Linked DNA regions of Homo sapiens: region 2 is linked to region 1. The links are chromatin loops, found by intact Hi-C in ENCODE. Cell type or tissue: K562. All regions are shown on one strand. Links, peaks and the distances in the headings refer to the core of each region. The heading gives the core; the rest is flanking DNA.

Evidence for each region. Peaks named below come from ENCODE experiments on the same cell type or tissue, not always from the same donor. Only the 100,000 strongest peaks of a DNase experiment are listed, where the experiment ranks them.
Region 2: a loop joins it to region 1, with 3 times the contacts of the local background. A loop is called at or near these places in 2 of 110 quality-filtered maps.

What each region holds. Positions count from the first base shown.
Region 1 is chr4:80,119,828-80,130,233 of GRCh38, reverse strand. No RefSeq gene overlaps it. Among named protein-coding and RNA genes, the nearest start is that of ANTXR2, 52 kb to the right of the region's middle. RefSeq lists a cis regulatory region at 2,632-2,769. In K562, for the core only: a CTCF peak has its summit at 4,646 (motif pointing left); DNase peaks (open chromatin) are centred at 2,703 and 4,803; H3K4me3 peaks cover 3,461 bases.
Region 2 is chr4:80,001,667-80,012,072 of GRCh38, reverse strand. It overlaps ANTXR2 (ANTXR cell adhesion molecule 2), which reads left to right. Exons shown (of 17, transcript NM_058172.6): 12 at 3,457-3,552. Among named protein-coding and RNA genes, the nearest start is that of ANTXR2, 66 kb to the left of the region's middle. In K562, for the core only: no CTCF peak of the experiment used is centred there; DNase peaks (open chromatin) are centred at 4,962 and 6,012.

The sequences.
Region 1 (10,406 bases), core at 1,355-9,354:
AACTGCAAAGTAAAAGACGTCCCAAGTCCAATATCATGCCTGAGTGACAATGGACCATTACTGAAGGAGGTGTCTGATCATAGGTCCAAAGACAACCTCTCAGAGCCCCCAGGTACTCTAGAAGCAAGGGCTAAATGTAGGCTGGTGTATGACAGGATACACTGTCCAAGCCAGGGCAAGCATCAAGGGACAGAATGGTACCCAAAGCCTGAATGAACAAAACACTCAACTTTGGCCAGTGTGGATGGAGGATGATGTCATACCTTATAGACATTCCAGTTCTGATCCTGGAGACAAAAAGTAAGACTCCTAGAATTTAGATTATCCTTAAGGGGAGGAGAAAGAGGAAAAACATGAAACAGAGTTTTAAACCAAAACAGATTCAGATATATCTGAAAGGGACTGAGCCACCTTGAATTAGCAAAGTTAACTTTTCAATTAGAACAAACTTGAGAAATAAGTAAATAATTTATAGAAAAACAATAAAAAGTGCATTTTAGAAAATCTTACTTTCGTTGCCTGAGCTTCACACTTCTTCTAGGGAGAGAAGAAAAAAAAAACGTTAACACAGTTACTAGGCTTGAAAAAGGCTATCTTGCTATAAACATTCTTTCCTCAAGATTTTAGACGTTTTGTTCATAGGTCAGGAAATTTAGCCCTAAGATATTTCAAGAGGTTAATCTTAGAGAATAAGTCTTCTCAAGATCATTGAGAAGATTATAAGAGGTTATATGTGTGAAAAGTTAGTGGAAAGTACTACGTGTAAAACACCATTGTTTTCATTTTTTAATTGGCAAAGGCATGATTAGTGGCAAAAACAGGGTCTGTAAACTGTATTTCATTTCTTTTACTATAATATCATAAACATTGTCTTCCATTTCCTCGAGACCAATTTTCCTTTTCTGCTCCAACTACTATAAAATGATAGTATCAGATAACAGTGAAAAGGAAATAACTCAGGTTCATCAGTCTTCAGTTCACACAAAACAAGGCAATATTAGGTGTCTGAGTAGTTGTTAATAGCAGCTTGACTATGTGAGTGTCACTGGGCTGTGAATATTTTCTGAAGTTCATCATGTTGGCAGTTTAATGTGAGATATTTTATAGGGGAGGGGTGGGTAGGAGAATATGCAGAAGATCTAGCTCCTATTTCCTGTTGATTGTAATCACATTTGTCACTCACCTGCTTGAACTGCTAAAACCCTTTAGGAGCCTGATTGAAGAAGCCTCCTGTTAAGTGGAAAAAAGTCTCTCCTGCTTCTTAGCAAATCACAGTAAACATGTCAACACATTATGGGATGCAGTAAACTTTTGAATATATGAACATCTGATGAGAAGATCTTTTTGATCAGAGCTTTAATGTTGGTTCAATAGGCAGGACTAGTTATCCGTTTTGTTTACTTTCAGGTATCTGAGGCAGTTATACACACATGCTGGGATTTGGGGTCAGTTCCCTGCGAAATGTATGGAAACACATTTAACACATAGACTTTTGAGTCTTCTCTCCCCGCTGACCCTAGTATTTTAAAACAGGATGTCCTGGCTCTAGGAAAGTGCCTCGATATTCTAAAATAGATACATTAAATACAGTACAAAAATGCAGTTGAATTTTTCTTCTGGATGTTTGTAGCACATTTGTGCAAATTGTAAATAATTTGTTTTGCTGAATTTTCTTTAGCACATTCTTAGTGAGATAGTAATATTTAATATCACTGACAAATATATTGGGCATCTCTAGTAAAAGTTTTTCTAATTATTTGGAAATGTAGACATTCAGAAGTTGTCATAGCTATAAATACTGATAATTTAAGAAAACAATAATTGCTCTGATGACCTTAGTTATAAGAATAAATATTCCTACTAATAATAACCACTGCTACATTTATTGAGCACTTGTTATGTTCTAGACATTGTTCACAACATTTTCCATGCATTAGCTCATTAATCACAACAACCCTGAGGTAGGTACTACTATTATTCCCATTTTAAAGATAGGAAAACTGAGGTACTGAAACGTTAACTACCTTGCTCTGGGTTACATGGCTAGTGAGTATTAAAGCTGTAATGTGAACAGTTACTCTAACTCTAAAACCAGTACTCTTAATCACCAGGCTAATTATATTCTACTTTCTTCAGTTTTTATTTTTCATTTTCTGTTTTTTTCATCAGTCTCTCCAAATTCTCTTTCTTGCTCATCCTCTCTCTTTACCTGTACTATCACCATCCCCATTCATTTTGCGGGTATCCGTTGCTGTTCATCCTCCCCTTCTCATCCTCTCTTTCTTTCTCATCACACTACCTCTTCTGTCTAGAATTTCATCTTCCAAAGTCTTCTTCATGTAAAAAATATTTCACTAAACAAATACAAGTGTTTGTACCTGAGGTTTTAATTGGAGGCTTTGAAGAAAATAACAGGTTAGAATTGAGAGATTGTAGGTTCTAACATTAAGAGAAATGAGGGAGGAGACATTTTACCAACATTTGAGTTGAAGCTTCATCCAAAGGTATTTAAGGCATTGAGTTTCAATGGATATCCAATGTTCTGGCCCCTAATGTCTTTTCTCTTCACTGTTTGATTTCTCCAGGAGAATTAGGTGGCTGGTGTGGGGTGGGGGTAGGGGCAGGTAAGGAGAAGCAAAAATAAATACATAACAAGGCAGGATACAGAGGTGATTCACTAACTGTCAGGAAGTTTAAAGTGTGAACAAGACTGCCAGTAGGAAGTGAGTCACTAACAGGCAACCCAGGGGAAATCTCCCAAGAGAGAAGAGAAAAGTTAGTTGAAAGAGAGTTGACTGTTGGGAAAGTTATTAAAGTAAGGTCTTCAGTAGACACAGTAACTTGGAGGTTTGATGTATAACAGGGAGAGGCTATCTGATCCCTGATAGCTCCCTTGTTCATGCCGGAGTTTTTTTTTTTTTTTTTTTTTTTTTTTTTTTTTTTTTTAGTATTTATTTATTTATTATTTTTAGTAATTCTTTTCCTTCTTTTAAAATAAAAATAAGCTGTAAGAAATAAAGTTAATATTTATCCAGAAGTCTTATGCACTAGGTACTTTATATAAATCATTTTATCTTAAAAATAACTCTGTGAAGCAGACACAAATATTATCTGTATTTTCCAGATAGGAAAACTGAGAAGTTAAGTATCTTGCCCAAGAATACACAGGAAAGGATGTGGCAGATACAATATTAAACAAGACATCAGGCTCCAGAGTCTACCAGACCAACCACTTTGCAATATTGCCTCTCATTATTAATAAATGACTAATTTCTTAGTGAAGGCATGAGTAGATAAGGCTCTTTTTTCTCCTCATTTATAGAAAAACTCAGAGAAAGAATGAGACAGAGCGACTAGAAAGGAGGAGGAAGGAAGGTGAGAGAGAGTGACAATTGAACAAAAGAAAAGAGTGATGACACAAAAAATAACAATAGTCAATAACATTTTTATGTGTTTCTTCTGTTTCTGTGCCAGAAACTTTGTTAGGCAACTTGTATACATTACTTTATTAATCACTCCAAGCACTTCATATGTGGATGCTTTTATTTTACCTCCTTATATTTATGAAGATGTTGGCATGGAAAGTTAAGCAAATTGCCCAACATTATGTAGCTAATATATGACAGAGCTGGGCTTTGAACCCAGGCCCGGGGATCCTTTTCCTCAACCACATTACTGAGCAGACTGAAAAGAAACTCCTAATGATGACTGGGGTGAGGCTAGTCCTCTGTAAAGTTACCAAATTGATCATTGTTGGGGTCTTCAATTTTTTGTCCCCGTTTAATAATTATAGTCTAGATGATCTGAACCCCTCCTCCCTAAATTGTTATTGAGAACCACATGGTCAAGCTTAGATTAGGAGACAGTATGGAGAGCAGCTGTTAAAATTCCAGCAGTGGGGTCTTCAATTTTGTAATATTTGATAGCCTTAATGGCTGTTCTCCCCTCCTTTCTGCCCCATGAGTGGGTAGCAGAAATTCCTGAATGAGAACTGCAAGCTAAGAGTCAGGAGGACTGCTCAGCTGGAGGGTGGGCAATAAAACCCAGTATAACACAGCATGAAAATAGTTTTTGGGGAAAAGAGATGTTGGAAATATACAAGCTTCAAAGCCTAGAGAGAAGAAAATTCAGATTTTTTGGGGGGCAGGAAACAGTAGCTGATAGTAGATGTGGTTATGATGTCACCAGGACTTCACCCAAATTAGCTCTTCATGACTTTACCTAGTGCCGCAGATGAAAGGAAATTAGATTCTCAAAGACTCAGGAGGATTAGAAGCTGAAGGCACTATTTTATTCTAAGCTGGAGATAGAAACAAGATAGGTCAGACCACAAGGGTCTGAAACCAGACTTCACAGGCTAGACTAAGGCCTGTTAGTTGAAAAAGCAATACCCCTGGCAGGGAAAAGCAGAATTTTCCGAATCTTGTAGAGGCTTGGGTCATATGCAGTGGTTTGCATCTGTTGACCACTCAGGATCCCGGTTACAAATACCTTCAAGGCAAATTATCCTCAGATGTCAGCAACATTTATTCATTTGTTCATCAAACATTCATGTTCTTGTAACGTGCCAGCCATGGTGCTAGGTGCTGGGTATATAGTAGAAAATGAAATAAATGTAACCTCTGCTCTCATGAAGTTTGCCATCTGGTGGAGAAGCCAGCAATTGAACAGATAAATACACAAAAACAAGTTTCAAGTTATAGAGAAATGAAGGAAAAGTGAAAAGTGCTTTGAGGAGAAGAAAGGCAGGGACATTGTACTGGACACAGAGATGAGCTATGCAGATCTTCCTTCAAGAAAAGACTTTCTGAGAATTTTTGCCTCTATGGTTATCAGTGACAGTGACCTGTAAGTTTCTTTTTCTGTTGAGTCATTATCTGGCTTTGTTATCAGGGTAATGCTAGCTACATAGAATGAATTTATGAAAGTATTCCCTCCTCTTTAATTTTTTTGAGAGTTTGATTCATTATTCAAATGTTTGGTAGAGTTCAGCAGTAAGCCATCAGGTCCTCAGCTTTTCTTGGATGGGAGACTTATGGCTTTTATTCTACTACTCATTGCTGGCTTGTTGAGGTTTTCTCTTGCTTCATATTTCAATCTTGGTAGGTTTTATGTGTTTAGGAATTTATCCATTTCTTCTAGGTTTTCCAATTTGTTGGCATATAGTTAGTTGCTCACACTAGTCTTGAATTATTCTTTGTATGTCTGAGGTCTCAGTTGTTATCTCTCCTTTTTTGTTTGTGTTTTTATATATTTATTTGGATCTTCTCTCTTTTTCTTTGTGTAACTAAACATTTGTTGAATTTTTAATCTTTACAAAAAAACAACATTTTGTTTTGTTGATATTCTGTATTTTTTTTGTCTCAGTTTTACTTATTTCTACTCTGGTCCTCATTATTTCTTTCTTTCTACTAATTTTGGGTTTGGTTTGTTCTTGCTTTTCTAGTTCCTTGAGATGTGTTTTTAGGTTGTTTATTTCTCCTTTTATGATATAGGTGTTTATTGCTTTAAACTTCTCTCTTAATACTGCTTTTGCTGTGCCTCATAGATTTTGATATGTTGTATTTTCATTTTCATTTGTTTCATTCTTAATTTCTTCATTGATCCATTGATCAATGCAGAGCATGTTGTTTAATTTGTACATGTTTGTGCATTTTCCAAGGTTTCTCTTGTTATTAATTTCTAGTTTTATTCTATTGTGGTAGTAAAGATGCTTGATATGATTTCTATTATTTTGAATTTGTTCAGACTTGTCTTGTGGCTTAAGATATAGTCTACTGTGAAGAATGTTCCATGCACTAGTGGAAAGAATGTATTTTTTTCAGCAGTTGAGCAAAATATTATGTAAATATCACTTGGGTCTATTAGACCTATTGTGCAGTATAGTTCCACTGGTTCTTCGTTGATTTTCTGTCTGGATGATGTTCCCATTACTGACAGTGTGGTGTAAAAGTCCCTTACTATTTTTGTATTGCATTCTATCTTTCCCTTTAGATCTTTTAATACTTGCTGTATATACCTGGGAGCTCTGGTGTTGGGTGAATATATACTTATAATTGTTATAATTTCTCTTGCTGAATTGACCCCTTTATCATTATACAGTGACTTTCTTGTCTCTTTTTACATTCTTAGATTTGTAGTCTGTTTTATCTGATATAAACATAGCTATTCTTGATCGTTTTTGGTTTTCACTTGCATGGAATATATTTTCCTACCCCCTCACTTTCAATCTATGTGCATTTTTGTAGGTAAAGTGGGTTTCTTGAAGGCAGCATATAGTTGGGTCTTGATTTTTTTATATTCAGCCAATCTATGCATTTTACATGGAGATTTCAGACCATTTACATTCTATGTTATTGTTGATGAGTAAGGACTTACTATGGCCACTTTATTGCCTATTTTCTGGTTGTTTTCAGACTTTTCAGTCTTACTATATTGCTTTGTGTTGAAGTGGTTTATCTGGTAAGATGTTTTAATTTGTTGCTTATTTTTAATGTATCTATTACAAGTTTTTGTGCTGTGGTTATCATGAGGCTTATGAAAAACATCTTAAAGATATAGCAAGTTATTTTAAAGAGATATTTTGATCACAAATAAAGTAATAGAAACAAACAAAAGCACACACACACACACACACAAATACTAGCAAACTGAATTCAACAATGTATTAAAGGCTGGGTGCTGTGGCTCACGCCTGTAATCCCAGCACTTTGGGAGTCTGCGGCAGGTGGATCACAAGGTCAGGAGATTGAGACCATCCTAGCTAACATGGTGAAACCCCATCTCTACTAAAAATACAAAAAAGTAGCCAGGCATGGTGGCAGGCGCCTGTAATCCCAGATACTCAGGAGGCTGAGGCAGGAGAATGGTGTGAACCCAGGAGGCCGAGCTTGCAGCGAGCCAAGATTGCGCCACTGCACTCCAGCCTGGGCGACAGAGCAAGACTCCATCTCAAAAAAACAAAACAAAACAATGTATTAAAAAGGTTCTTTGCCATAATCAAGTTGGATTCATTCCTGGGATGCAAGAATAGGTCAACATATGCAAATCAATAAACACGATATATCACATTAAGAGAATCAATAACAAAAGCCATACAATTATTTCAATAAATGCCAAAAAAGCATTTGATAAAATTCAACATATCTTCATGGCAAAAAACCTCATCAGAATGGGAATAAAAGGAACATACCTCAAAATAATACAGGCCATATATGACCAGCCCACAGCTAACATTGTACTAAATGGGAAAGAGTTTAAGGCTTTCTACTAAAATCTGGAACAAGCTCAGGATGCCTACTTACACCACTTTTACTCAACACAGTACTGAAAGTTCTGGCAAGAGCAGTTAGGCAAAAGAAAGAAATAAAGGGCATCCAAATTGCAAAATAGTAAGTAAAATTAGCCTTGTTTCTATAACATGATTTTATATCTGGAAAAAACTAAAGACTTTATCAAAAAACTGTCATAACTTGTTAATAAATTCAGTAGTTTCTGGGTACAAAATCAGCACACAAAAATCAATAGCATTTATATATACCAACTAAGATACTTCATATAATTTCTATTTCAATTATCTATTTCTATTTCAAAAAAATCTGAAAAATTAATCAAGAAAGCAATTCCACTTACAATAGCTACAAATAATATAACAGACATTGAACTCAATCTAACCAAAGAATTAAAAGAGCTAAACAAGGAAAGCTATAAAACACTGATGAAAGAAATTGAAGAAGACACAGAAAAATGAAAAAATGTTCCATGTGCATGGGTTGGAAGAATTAATATTGTTAAGATGGCAGGAAAACACAAAGCAATCCCTATCAAAATACCAATGACATTCTTCACAGAAATAGAAAAAAAATCCTATAATTTATTTATTGGTTTATTTGATTTCCAAATTTTAAGTACGGGGTACATGTGCAAGATGTGCAGGTTTGTTACATAGGTAAATGTGCACCTTGGTGGTTTGCCGCACAGATCATCCCATCTCCTAGGTATCAAGCCCAGCATCCATTAGCTATTCTTGATGTCCTCCTTCCTCCCACACCCCACCCTCTGACAGGCCCCAGCGTGTGTTGTTCTTCTGCATGTGTCCATGTGTTCTCATCATTCAGCTCCCACTTATAAGTGATAACGTGGTATTTGGTTTTCTGTTTCTGTGTTAGCTTGCTGAGGGTAATAGCTTCCAGCTCCATCCATGTCCCTGCAAGAACACTATCTAGTTCCTTTTAATGGCTGCATAGTATTCCATGGTATATATGTACCACATTTGCTTTATCCAGTCTATCACTGATGGGCATTCAGGTTGATTCCATGTCTTTGCTATTGTGAATAATGCTGCAAGGAACATACGTGCTCATGTATCTTTGTAACACAATGATTTATATTCCTTTAGGTATATACCCAGTAATGGGATTGCTGGGTTAAATGGTTTTTCTGCCTCTAGGTCTTTGAGGAATCACCACACTGTTTTCCACAATGGCTGAACTAATTTACATGCCCATCAACAGTGTAAAAGCATTCCTTTTTCTCCGCAACCTCACCAGTATCTGTTGTTTTTGATTTTTCAGTAATAGCCATTCTGACTGCCGTGAGATGGTATTTCACTGTGGTTTTGATTTGCATTTCTCTGATGTTTAGCTTTTAAAATATGTTTGTTGGCTGCATGTATGTCTTTGTTTGTTTGTTTGTTTGTTTTTGAGATGGAATCTCGCTCTGTTGCCCAGGCTGGAGTACAGTGGCATGATCTCGGCTCACTGCAACCTCCTTCTCCCAGGTTCAAGTGATTCTCCTGTCTCAACCTCATGAGTAGCTGGGGTTACAGGCACCTGCCACCATGCCTGGCTAATTTTGTATTTTTAGTAGAGATGGGGTTTCACCATGTTGGCCAGGCTTGTCTTGAACTCCTGACCTCAAGCGATCCACTCACCTTTTTTTTTTTTTTTTTTTTTAGACGGAGTCTTACTGTGTGACCAGGCTGGAGTGCAGTGGCACGATCTTGGCTCACTGCAACCGCAACCTCTGCCTCCTGGGTTCAAGCGCTTCTCCTGCCTCAGCCTCCCGAGTAGCAGCTGGGACTACAGGTGTGTGACACTATGCCCAGCTAGTTTTTTGTATTTTTCGTACCAATGGGGTTTCACCATATTGGCCAGGATGGTCTGGATCTCGATCTCTTGACCTCGTGATCCACCCGCCCCTTCCTCCCAAAGTGCTGGGATTACAGGTGTGAGCCACCATGCCCAGCTGATCTGCTCACCTTGACCTCCCAAAGTGCTGGGATTATAGGCATGAGCCACCACACCCGGACTTTACCCACTTTTTTATGGGGTTGTTTGTTATTTTCTTGTAAATTTGTTTAAGTTCCTTGTAGACTCTGGATATTAGTCCTTTGTCAAATGGATAAATTGCAAACATTTTCTCCCATTCTGTAGGTTGTCTTTTCACTCTGATGACATTTTCTTTTGCTGTGTGGAAGTTCTTTAGTTTATTTAGATTCCATTTGCCAATTTTTGCTTTTGTGGCAATTGCTTTTGGCATCTTTGTCATAAAATATTTACCCATGCCTATGTCCTGAATGGTATTGTGTAGATATTTTTCAAGAGATTTTATAGCTTTGGGTTTTACATTTAAGTCTTTAATCCATCTTGAGTTAATTTTTGTATATGGTGTAAGGAAGGGGTCCAGTTTCAATTTTCTGCACATGGCTAGCCACTTCTCCCAACACCATTTATTAAATAGGGAATCCTTTTCCCATTGCTTGCTTTTGTCAGGTTTGTCAAAGATAGGATGGTTGTAGTTGTGCGGTTTTATTTCTGAATTGTCTATTGTATTTCATTGGTGTATTTGTCTGTTTTTATACCAGTACCATGCTGTTTTGGTTACTATAGCCTTATAGTGTGAAGTGAGGTACTGTGATGCCTCCAGCTTTGTTCCTGTGATGCCTCCAGCTTTGTTCTTTTTACTTAGGATTATCTGACTGTATGAGCTCTTTTTGGGTTCCATATGTATTTTAAAATAGTTTCTTCTAATTCTGTGAAAAATGTCAGTGATAGTTTAATGGGAATAGCATTGAATCTATAAATTGCTTTGGGCAGTATGGTCGTTTTTATGATATTGATTCTTCCTATCCATGAGGATGAAATGTTTTTCCATTTGTTTGTGACCTCTCTGATCTCCTTGAGCAGTGGTTTGTAGTTTTCCTTGAAGAGGTCTTTCACCTCCCTTGTTAGCTGTATTCCTAGGTATTTTATTCTCTTTGTAGCAATTGTGAATGGGAGTTCATTCATGATTTGGCTCTTGGCTTGCCTGGTGTTTTTATATAGGAATGTTAGCGATTTTTGCACATTGATTTTTGTATTGTGAGACTTCGCTGAAGTTGCTTATCAGTTCAAGAAGCTTTTGGG
Region 2 (10,406 bases), core at 991-8,990, 120 kb after region 1:
CTCTTTTGAAACTTTCCAGTGATTCCTCTGTCCCATAGTTATGTTGCAAGGGCAGCAGTCACCCTGATTTGTTTTTATATCTCTATGATTCTCTTCACTAGAATTTTAGTTATATTTGGCAGAATAAAGTTTTTTATTCTATAACTTGCTTTTAGTGAAGAAAAGGAAATTAGATGCAGATGACACAGTCCCTGAATACACTAATCCCAGACATCAGCTCGGTTAACTGGATACAAATTCAGGCTTTCCCATTGTGTTTGTTTTGATAGCCAGAGCCACTATCAGAGCAAGAAAGATGTTAGTCATGAAAGAAAAACAGTTTCATTTTGCCCAAAACTTTATAAACATATTGGGGAAATGTGGAACACTACAGAATTCAGTCCCGTAATCAGATACCATGTTGCAAACTATGGACTTAAGAGTCAGATGAAGAAGAGTATGAAACTAGATTTGATTACATATAGATCTATATCACGAGCGAAACTAGAAGCTTCTCAGTTTTACATAGGCATGCCTCTCTTTAGAACTGAAAAAGTTCTAATAAATATTTATTACTCAAATGTCATTTTTCTTAAACAGGGTAGAAATGTTCTTGGCTTGCCAGGGTCTTACAAAATAGATTGGCTGGATTTGACCTTTGTGCCATAGTTTCCTAATTCCTGATATTGAATATTTCAAAAAGAATCCAGTAAATGAAATAGTCATCAGATAGATAGATGATAGACAGACAGATAGATAGATAGATAGATGATAGACAGATAGATAGATAGATAGATAGATAGATAGATAGATAGATAGATAGCAAGACCAGGTTGCATTTTCCCTGACGCTTTTCCCATCATGTTTGGCTTATATATATACTAGGTCTGTAGGTCTTTAGAAAGTGCATAATTTATTTTTAATTAATTTATTTAATTTATTTTTTTTGAGATGGAGTCTTTCTCTGTCGCCCAGGCTGGAGTGCGTGGCATGATCTTGGCTCACTGCAACCTCCGCCTCCCAGATTCACGCCATTCTCCTGCCTCAGCCTCCCGAGTAGCTGGGACTACAGGCGCCCACCACCATGCCTGGCTGATTTTTTGTATTTTTAGTAGAGATGGGGTTTCACCATGTTAGCCAGGATGGTCTCGATCTCCTGACCTTGTGATCCGCCCACCTCAACCTCCCAAAGTGCTGCGATTACAGGTGTGAGCCACTGTGCCCGGCCATTTTTAATTTTTTTAAGACAAATCTTTGCAATCAGTCGATATGATAATATTGTAATAATAAATTATATTTGTATCTGGAGATGCATAATATTTTGTCGATGCTACTAATGGAGGCTTTTTTTAAGGGAAAAATAAAAAATTTTGAGTATCTAGCAGGGCTAGCCCATCTACTTTGTGTTCTGTCAGTGCAATTTTCTGATTTTCCTGTTCTTGGCACATGCATAGAAGAAACAAACTAACCACTAAATTTTTAGCAGTTTCATGGCCTCTAGTTGCATGTCCTTATTTCTGAACATGGGTGTGAATTCTAAGAAAAGGGGAAACCAAATGTTCATAGAGCCCTTTTGAAAGCTGTATAGCACAGCCAAATGGTGTGCCATTTCTATGAGTGCTGTGGCTGGATCCTCATGTGGGAAAGGTCTGGTGAGAAATGTATTCCTTCTGTACATGGACAGTCACAGATAGGGGCTGTCTTACATAAGACCATATTTTTGAAGGTGAGATCAAGATTTATACATTTGACAATATTTCTCCCATAGGGTACCACAGTTTTCCATGCGTTTCTATGACATCCTTTTTCCGTTATATTCTTGTTTGCCTAGATTTTAGAGCTTAATGTGTTTGTGCCTGTGGACGGTAGCTGATTTATTCATGAATATTTAGAATTTTGTAAAGAAAGATGCACTTTGGAATGTTCTTTCTAAGAACAGGCTACTTAGGTATTTGCCTGAAAATTTCTATAAAGTATTAGTATTAATCTTCTTTCTCTTTTGCTCTTTTTCTTTTCTTCCCTGAATTTTTTCTCATAAAAAAAAAAACCACAAAACAAAACATTATTACTGAGGATCCTAGGGATTAGGCATTTGGGAGATACCCCTTGTTCCCTTGGAAACTGTTTGTACAGTAAAAGTTCAGTAAACATTCTTCTTTGTATCCATGTCTTTTGCTGTTTTTTTTCTTTAGAGTTCATTCTTTCAGTAAGTAGTTTTTTCTTTCTTTCTTTCTTTTTTTTTTTTTTGAGATGGAGTCTCACTCTGTCTCCCAGGCTGGAATGCAGTGGTGCAATCTCGGCTCATGGCAAACTCCACCTCCCGGGTTCAAGCAATTCTCCTGCCTCAGCCTCCTGAGTAGCTGGGATTACAGGTGCCCGCCACCACGCCCAGCTAATTTTTGTATTTTTAGTAGAGATGGGGTTTCACTATGTTGGCCAGGCTGGTCTCATACTCCTGACCTCGTGATCACCTGCCTCGGCCTCCCAAAGTGCTGGGATTACAGGCGTGAGCCATTGTGCCCGGCCTCAGTAAGTAGTTTTTAAATGCCAGACATGGAGTATACGGTGCTAAGTAGGCTAGATGTAACCCCTGACTTCCTAGAGCTCACAATAAATCATGGTAGAAAATATAAATTAAACAAATAATCACAAAATTCATAATTCGTTGCATCGTGATAAGTACTAAAGATTAAAGTATAGAGAAATATGAGTTGTTTAATCAAAGGGGCATTTTATAGTCAAAGGGTCCAAGGAAGACTTCCATGAAGTGACTTAATATGAGCCCTGTAAAATGAGTAGGTGGTTTTTATATGAAAGGGTTTAAGAACAGCGCCCAGAGTAGGTGCCTTAAGGCTGGAGGAGCTCAGTAGTTAGGAAGGGAAAGAACACCACTGTGGTTTTTGTGTAGGTCATATTTCAGCTTCAATGAGAGAACATCTGATTTATGAATGCATGAGATTGCATTCTTGCATTGATGTGTATATACCATTTCCCAACAAGAACCATTGTTGGTTTGTCATCTACTTGATAATTTTTTTTAATATTCATCTTATTATTTAACTACATGCAATAAATTGTGTTTCACCATCAAAAAGTCTGCAGGATTCTGCCTAAATTCTGCCTATGGGTAATTTGCTTTGAACCAAAATAATCCTTACATGAAAGATAGAGACCAGTCTAATCCTGATTAGTGATTTTTCCTAAATTCCTTTTAGATGTATTTGTAAAGAATCTGCAGCATTTTGGGAAAGTTTTTGTTTATTATTTCCTGTCACAACAATATAACATAAAACATAATATATATTAAATAGAAGATACATTTGTAGAATTTCAAGAAATTAAAATAATATAGTTAAAATCTAGTTTGACATTATACTTTCTGAATTATTTTCTGGTGTTTCCTTAAAATATATATACATTTGGAATTTGACCATAAGCTGTGCTGACTGCTTTGTTTTTGCTTTTTGCCTACTTTAGTCTAACGGGATCGCAGCCATCATTGTTATTTTGGTGTTACTGCTACTCCTGGGGATCGGTTTGATGTGGTGGTTTTGGCCCCTTTGCTGCAAAGTGGTGAGTAAGAAGGATTTACAACTCTACTTAAAAAAAATTAGAAAGATGTAAAGTAAGGTCTGAAATATGAATAAATGCCATGTTAATAACAGCAAAGTTTCAGTTTGCAAAATGAATTTTAATTGTCTTCACTACTATAATAAATTCTAGAAAACATGCAGGTCAGTAAATATTTATTTAAAAAATTCATCTAAAAAGCACTTTTAAATCAGGTTTGTGGGAAGAGGAGGAGAGAAAAATAGGGGAAGTAGTTGGGATAAAGGGTATTTTCATTCAAGTGCAAGAGAAATTCAAGTAAATTGAATGATGTTTTCTTTTGGGTTCATTGAGAGGAGTTGATAATTTGTCAGTTTTTTTAAGTGCTCATTTAATTATTCATTTCCTCTTTGAAGGGTCTACCATTTCATGACCTTCTCTGTTTGCTACTGAAAAATATTTGTTCGGAAATTAGTCATGCACAATTGTCAGCATATCTGTTAAACTGCTACTTTTGGAGTAATGACGAGGAGTTTCAGTTTGTGTCATTTTTTGTGTTTGTATAAAGCCTGTGAAAGAATATGGGTGTATATCAGTTATCTATTGCTGCTGTAACAAATTGCCACACATATGTTGACTAAAAGCAACACAAATTTATTATCTAACAGCTGTCTAATCACAGCTTTCACATGAGTCTCACTGGGTTTACGTGGACTAAAATGTGTTGGAAGGGATGTGTTTCTTTCTGAATGCTCTAAGGAAGAAGCCATTCCTTTGCCTTTTCCAGCTTCTAAAGGCTACTCAGATTCTTTGCCTCATACCCCCCTTTCTCTATCTGCAAAGCCAGATGTGTTGCATCTTTTCAACCATTTTTCTGTAGTCACATCTCCCTCTAACTCTGAACCCAGCTGGGAAAGGTCCTCCAGTTTTAAGGAACCATGGGATTAGATTGGACGCACTTAGCTAATCCAGGATCATCTCCCATCTCAAGATCCTGAACCTTAATCACTTCTGCAAAATCCCTTTTGCCATTAAGATAACATATTCACAGTACCAGGTAATTAAGTTATGGAGATGTTGGTGGGGGGTATCATTCTACACATTTCAAGCAATCCAATTTAGATTGTTCAGGTTTCATAGAAAAAAAATTATCTTAAGGAAGCCCTCTTCCAAATCATGCCTACTATTTATTTTGAGAATATTCCTTTTATTATAAGCACATTGTGTAGAACTTAATATTGTGTAGTTCATGGTAATGTTTTACATAATACTGCAAGACTGCCTTTTCCCGCCGCTCTCATGTTTGCTGACTGATTTCATCATCCTTGCAATTTCAGATGTGCTTTGTTTTAGCCCTGCGTTTATTATTAGTTGTACTTCAGTTTGCTTTCATGAGGCAACTTGACAATCCTTTATCTCAGAGCAGTTGGCCCATGGAGGAGGCATAGAATTAACTCAGATAACAGTAGAGACAAGACGCATCCTGTCTCTTTGCTGAACTAATCAGTTTCCTGCCATAGCAATTTATGCTCAGTTTCCTGTTGTAATCTTGATTATCTAGTTATGGCTATTTTAGGGTGGCTAGCATTCTTGAGTATCACATTAAAAAGCAAAAAGATGCCCTAATGTAATTTGTGCTCCTTGGTTTTTTAATTTAAACTTTGCAGTGGTGCATTTCCCCTCCTTTTTTTAAATTATCACTTTGCAATTTCATTTAGTATTGACCAGAGGGCTCAGAAGTGTCAAAGTGTATGATTTTTAAAAAGACATATGCAAAATGAAATGTGCTCAAATATGGGTTTTGACTGTCATTTTGGATATTAAGGAGAGGAGCCAATCATCAGGTGACTAGATCAGAGACTAGATACATGGTACTCTAAAGCCTTGGACTCTACAGATCTCAAATCATGGAGTTACTTTCTACGAGGCATAAAGGGAGCCCTTTAATGGTGGAGTATCAGGATGTCAGAAAGGCTTCCCGTCCTCAGAAACATCACAAATGCTTATTAATTTCCTGAACTTATTTAATAGAGGAAACTTCCTTTATTTTACCCTTAGAAATATAGATTAAAAAGCAATTAGCCCTTATAAGTTCATATAAGTATGAACTTATATTTATACCTACATATAAGTGAATGATAGCAAACGTTTTCTAAAGTAGATTTTAAAGCAGGAAGAAAGGAGAGGTGAAATTCTGAATTCAGCCCTTGGCTAATATTGATTATCTAGTAGGTGTCAGTACTGTGCTAGGAACTGGGGATACAAAAGTGCTTATAATATGATATGGAAATTCACATTTTAATATGGAAACATAGAAATGTGTGCAAATAAGTGTAAATGGAAGGTAACTGAAGTCCTAATAGCGGCGTGTGTAAAGAACAGTAGAAACATAAAGGAGGAAGGGTTTGCCAAGACTAAAGGGAGCATTTCAGAGAAACCTGACTGACCTGATGACTCCCAATTCAGTTCTGAGTCATGAATAAGATGTTGACAGTTCTTGAATGACATTTCAGATGAAGTGCATGTGGAATCATGAGTTATTCTGACATGTTTTCAGAAGTGCTAGGCTGAGACCTACTGTGCTAGGTGAATGATGGTTTGGATTTTGGCATGAACCCATAGGGGAGGACCTCCTATGTCTTGTAATAGAAAGTCTGATCTCTTCCCAGGGATGACGAGAAGCCACTGGAGAGATTCGATCAGTCTAATTACCTGAAAGAAACTTTGCTGGCTTCACAGTAGTGCTAAAGTCTAGTCCTGGCAAAAATTATTTAAGACTGTATCCAACTGAGTTCCATTAACAATGGAAATGGAAAGGCAGTGACAGATATTGCACCTTAAATATAGCCAGAACAAAGTACTTCTAACAAAGTATAGACAGCTGGAATCTCAAGCTGAAATTAAGTGAGCTAGAGAAAAATGAAGACATGATGTAAAAAGGAGGTAGTGTGACAATAACCTTGTGGAAAAGGATCTTGAGTTTTCAGAGGGTATTATAATACAATCGCAGGGTGTTTATCTTATTTTGTTTCTTTTAGGTTATATATTTGTGCAATGCTGAAATTAGGATGTGACCATTTAAATAATTCTTAGTAGCGTTAAATTATTGGAGATCAATATGACTTTGACTGTCATTCCTAGCAATGAACTTTTTAATAGAAAATGAAATTTATCTATTTATCAGCGTGGTGTTGTGCAAATTTCTTTTTGCTTGAATATGTTTTAAGAACTAGTGGCAAATATTTAAATCTAATCTTTCAACTGAAACATGACTAAAGAGCTTAAAATGTCTATTCTCAGGCACATTTATGGTGTGTCAGCTATCCACCTCCATGAGCATCGTATGCTCAGGAGCTCTTATCAATACAGAGAACATGGAAAGAAAACTCCCTGAATAGAAATCTCAATATCTGTCACATATTCTTCATTCAGTCATTTCATGTTTTATAAAATGCCAAAATATGAAATATTAAGTCATATTTTATAACATGATTGAATCACTTGTTATCCAGAGTTTAAAATCTCATAGACCTCTAATCAATGAGTCAGTGATGACAATGTTACTTATATTTTAGACAGAGATTCTCAGGTTTTTTTTTTCTTTTTTCTGCCTCAACAGCAAGTCTTTCAGAACAGTGGCTGTCAGGTTTCCAATGGTGGTAATTCTCCTGGAGAGGAAGTGGGTTTGGGTAGACTGAGGCAGCTCCAGAGGTCATGCAGTTTGAAAAAGCCTCCTTCAATAAAGTGAATAAAGATCCCTAAAGACATGCAGGTCTCAATCCCTGGAACCTTGTAATGTTACCTGATATAGCAAAAGGGACTTTACAGATGTGATTAAATTAAAAATCTTGACATTATTCAGGATGATCTAGATGGGTCATAAATGCAGTCCAAGCCTTATAAAAGGGAGACAGAGGGAGATTAGACTATAGATGGAAAGAAGGCAGTGTAACCATAGATGCAGAAATTGGAGTGATGCAGCCACAAGCCAAGGAATGCTGGCAGCCACTAGAAGCTGGAAGAGGCAAGAAACAAATCCATCCCTAGAGCCTACAGGAAGAACCAGCTTGGCCAACACCTGATTTTTAACCCTGTAAGACTCACTTCAGACTCCAGACTTCCAGAAGTATAAAAAAAAAGTTTCTGTGGTTTTAAGACACTAAGTGTATGATAATTTGTTATAGCAGCAAGAAGAAACCTATATTATCTCCTGAATTTTCTGATATTCCCCAGAGTTGGGGAATTTTTATGTTTTCAGACAAACTCATTACAAAAAAGAAAAGAAAACAAAAACCCTGAACTTTTTATTTTTTTATTTTATTTTTTTTCATAATTTTTTTATTTCAAAAATGTTATATAAATGGAATCATACAGCATGTAATATTTTGAGACTGGCTTTTTTTCATTCAGCATAATTCCCGAGATCCACCCAAGCTTCTGTGTGTAGTCGTAGTCCACTCTGTTTTTACTGCTGCATAGTAATTAATGGTGTAGATGTACCACAGTCTGTTGAATTATTCACCTGTTGAAAAACATTTAGGTTGTTTATAGGTTTTCCCTATTATGAATAAAGCTACTATGAACATTTATGTACAGGTTTTTACATAAACTTAAGTTTTCATTTTTCTAGGTAAATGCCATCTGTGACTCCTGAGTTATAAAGTAGTTGTATATCTAGTTTTATGGGAAACTGCCAAACTGTTACCCAGAGTGGTGGTACCATCTCACATGCCCACTAACAATGAATGAGTGATTCAGTTGCTCCTTCAGATTTTCAGCATTTGGTGTTTTCTCTATTTTTATTATTGCCATTCTAATAGGTATGTAATGATATCTCATCGTGGTTTTAATTTGAGTTTCTATAACAGCTAGTGAGGAACATGTTTTCGTGTGCTTATCTGCCATTATTTGCTTATATCTTTGGTGAAATGGCTCTAAATGTATTTTGTCCATTTTCTTTTTATTTTATTTTATTTTATTATTATTATACTTTAAGTTTTAGGGTACATGTGCACAATGTGCAGGTTAGTTACATATGTATACATGTGCCATGCTGGTGTGCTGCACCCATTAACTTGTCATTTAGCATTAGGTATATCTCCTAAAGCTATCCTTCCCCCCTCCCCCCACCCCACAACAGTCCCCAGAGTGTGATGTTCCCCTTCCTGTGTCCATGTGTTCTCATTGTTCAATTCCCACCTATGAGTGAGAATATGCGGTGTTTGGTTTTTTGTTCTTGCGATAGTTTACTGAGAATGCTGATTTCCAATTTCATCCATGTCCCTACAAAGGACATGAACTCATCATTTTTTATGGCTGCATAGTATTCCATGGTGTATATGTGCCACATTTTCTTAATCCAATCTATCATTCATGGACATTTGCGTTGGTTCCAAGTCTTTGCTATTGTGTGTAGTGCCGCAATAAACATACGTGTGCATATGTCTTTATAGCAGCCTGATTTATAGTCCTTTGGGTATATACCCAGTAATGGGATGGCTGGGTCAAATGGTATTTCTAGTTCTAGATCCCTGAGGAATGGCCACACTGACTTTCACAATGGTTAAACTAGTTTACAGTCCCACCAACAGTGTAAAAGTGTTCCTATTTCTCCACATCCTCTCCAGCACCTGTTGTTTCCTGACTTTTTAATGATTGCCATTCTAACTGGTGTGAGATGGTATCTCATTGTGGTTTTGATTTGCATTTCTCTGATGGCCAGTGATGGTGAGCATTTTTTCATGTGTTTTTTGGCTGCATAAATGTCTTCTTTTGAGAAGTGTCTGTTCATGTCCTTCACCCACTTTTTGATAGGGTTGTTGGTTTTTTTCTTGTAAATTTTTTTGAGTTCATTGTAGATTCTGGATATGAGCCCTTTGTCAGATGAGTAGGTTGCAAAAATTTTCTCCCATTTTGTAGGTTGCCTGTTGACTCTGATGGTAGTTTCTTTTGCTGTGCAGAAGCTCTTTAGTTTAATTAGATCCCGTTTGTCAATTTTGGCTTTTGTTGCCATTGCTTTTGGTGTTTTAGACATGAAGTCCTTGCCCATGCCTATGTCCTGAATGGTAATGCCTAGGTTTTCTTCTAGGGTTTTTATGGTTTTAGGTCTAACGTTTAAGTCTTTATTTCATCTTGAATTAATTTTTGTATAAGGTGTAAGGAAGGGATCCAGTTTCAGCTTTCTACACATGGCTAGCCAGTTTTCCCAGCACCATTTATTAAATAAGGAATCCTTTCCCCATTGCTTGTTTTTGTCAGGTTCGTCAAAGATCGGTTAGTTGTAGATATGCGGCATTATTTCTGAGGGCTCTGTTCTGTTCCGTTTATCTATACCTCTGTTTTGGTACCAGTACCATGCTGTTTTGGTTACTGTACCCTTGTAGTATAGTTTGAAGTCAGGTAGCGTGATGCCTCCAGCTTTGTTCTTTTGGCTTAGGATTGACTTGGTGATGCGGGCTCTTTTTTGGTTCCATACGAACTTTAAAGTAGTTTTTTCCAATTCTGTGAAGAAAGTCATTGGTAGCTTGATGGGGATGGCATTGAATCTATAAATTACCTTGGGCAGTATGGCCATTTTCAGGAAACCCATCTCACGTGCAGAGACACACATAGGCTCAAAATAAAAGGATGGAGGAAGATCTACCAAGCAAATGGAAAACAAAAAAAGGCAGGGGTTGCAATCCTAGTCTCTGATAAAACAGAATTTAAACCAACAAAGATCAAAAGAGACAAAGAAGGCCATTACATAACGGTAAAGGGATCAATTCAACAGGAAGAGCTAACTATCCTAAATATATATGCACCCAATACAGGAGCACCCAGATTCATAAAGCAAGTCCTGAGTGACCTACAAAGAGACTTAGACTCCCACACAATAA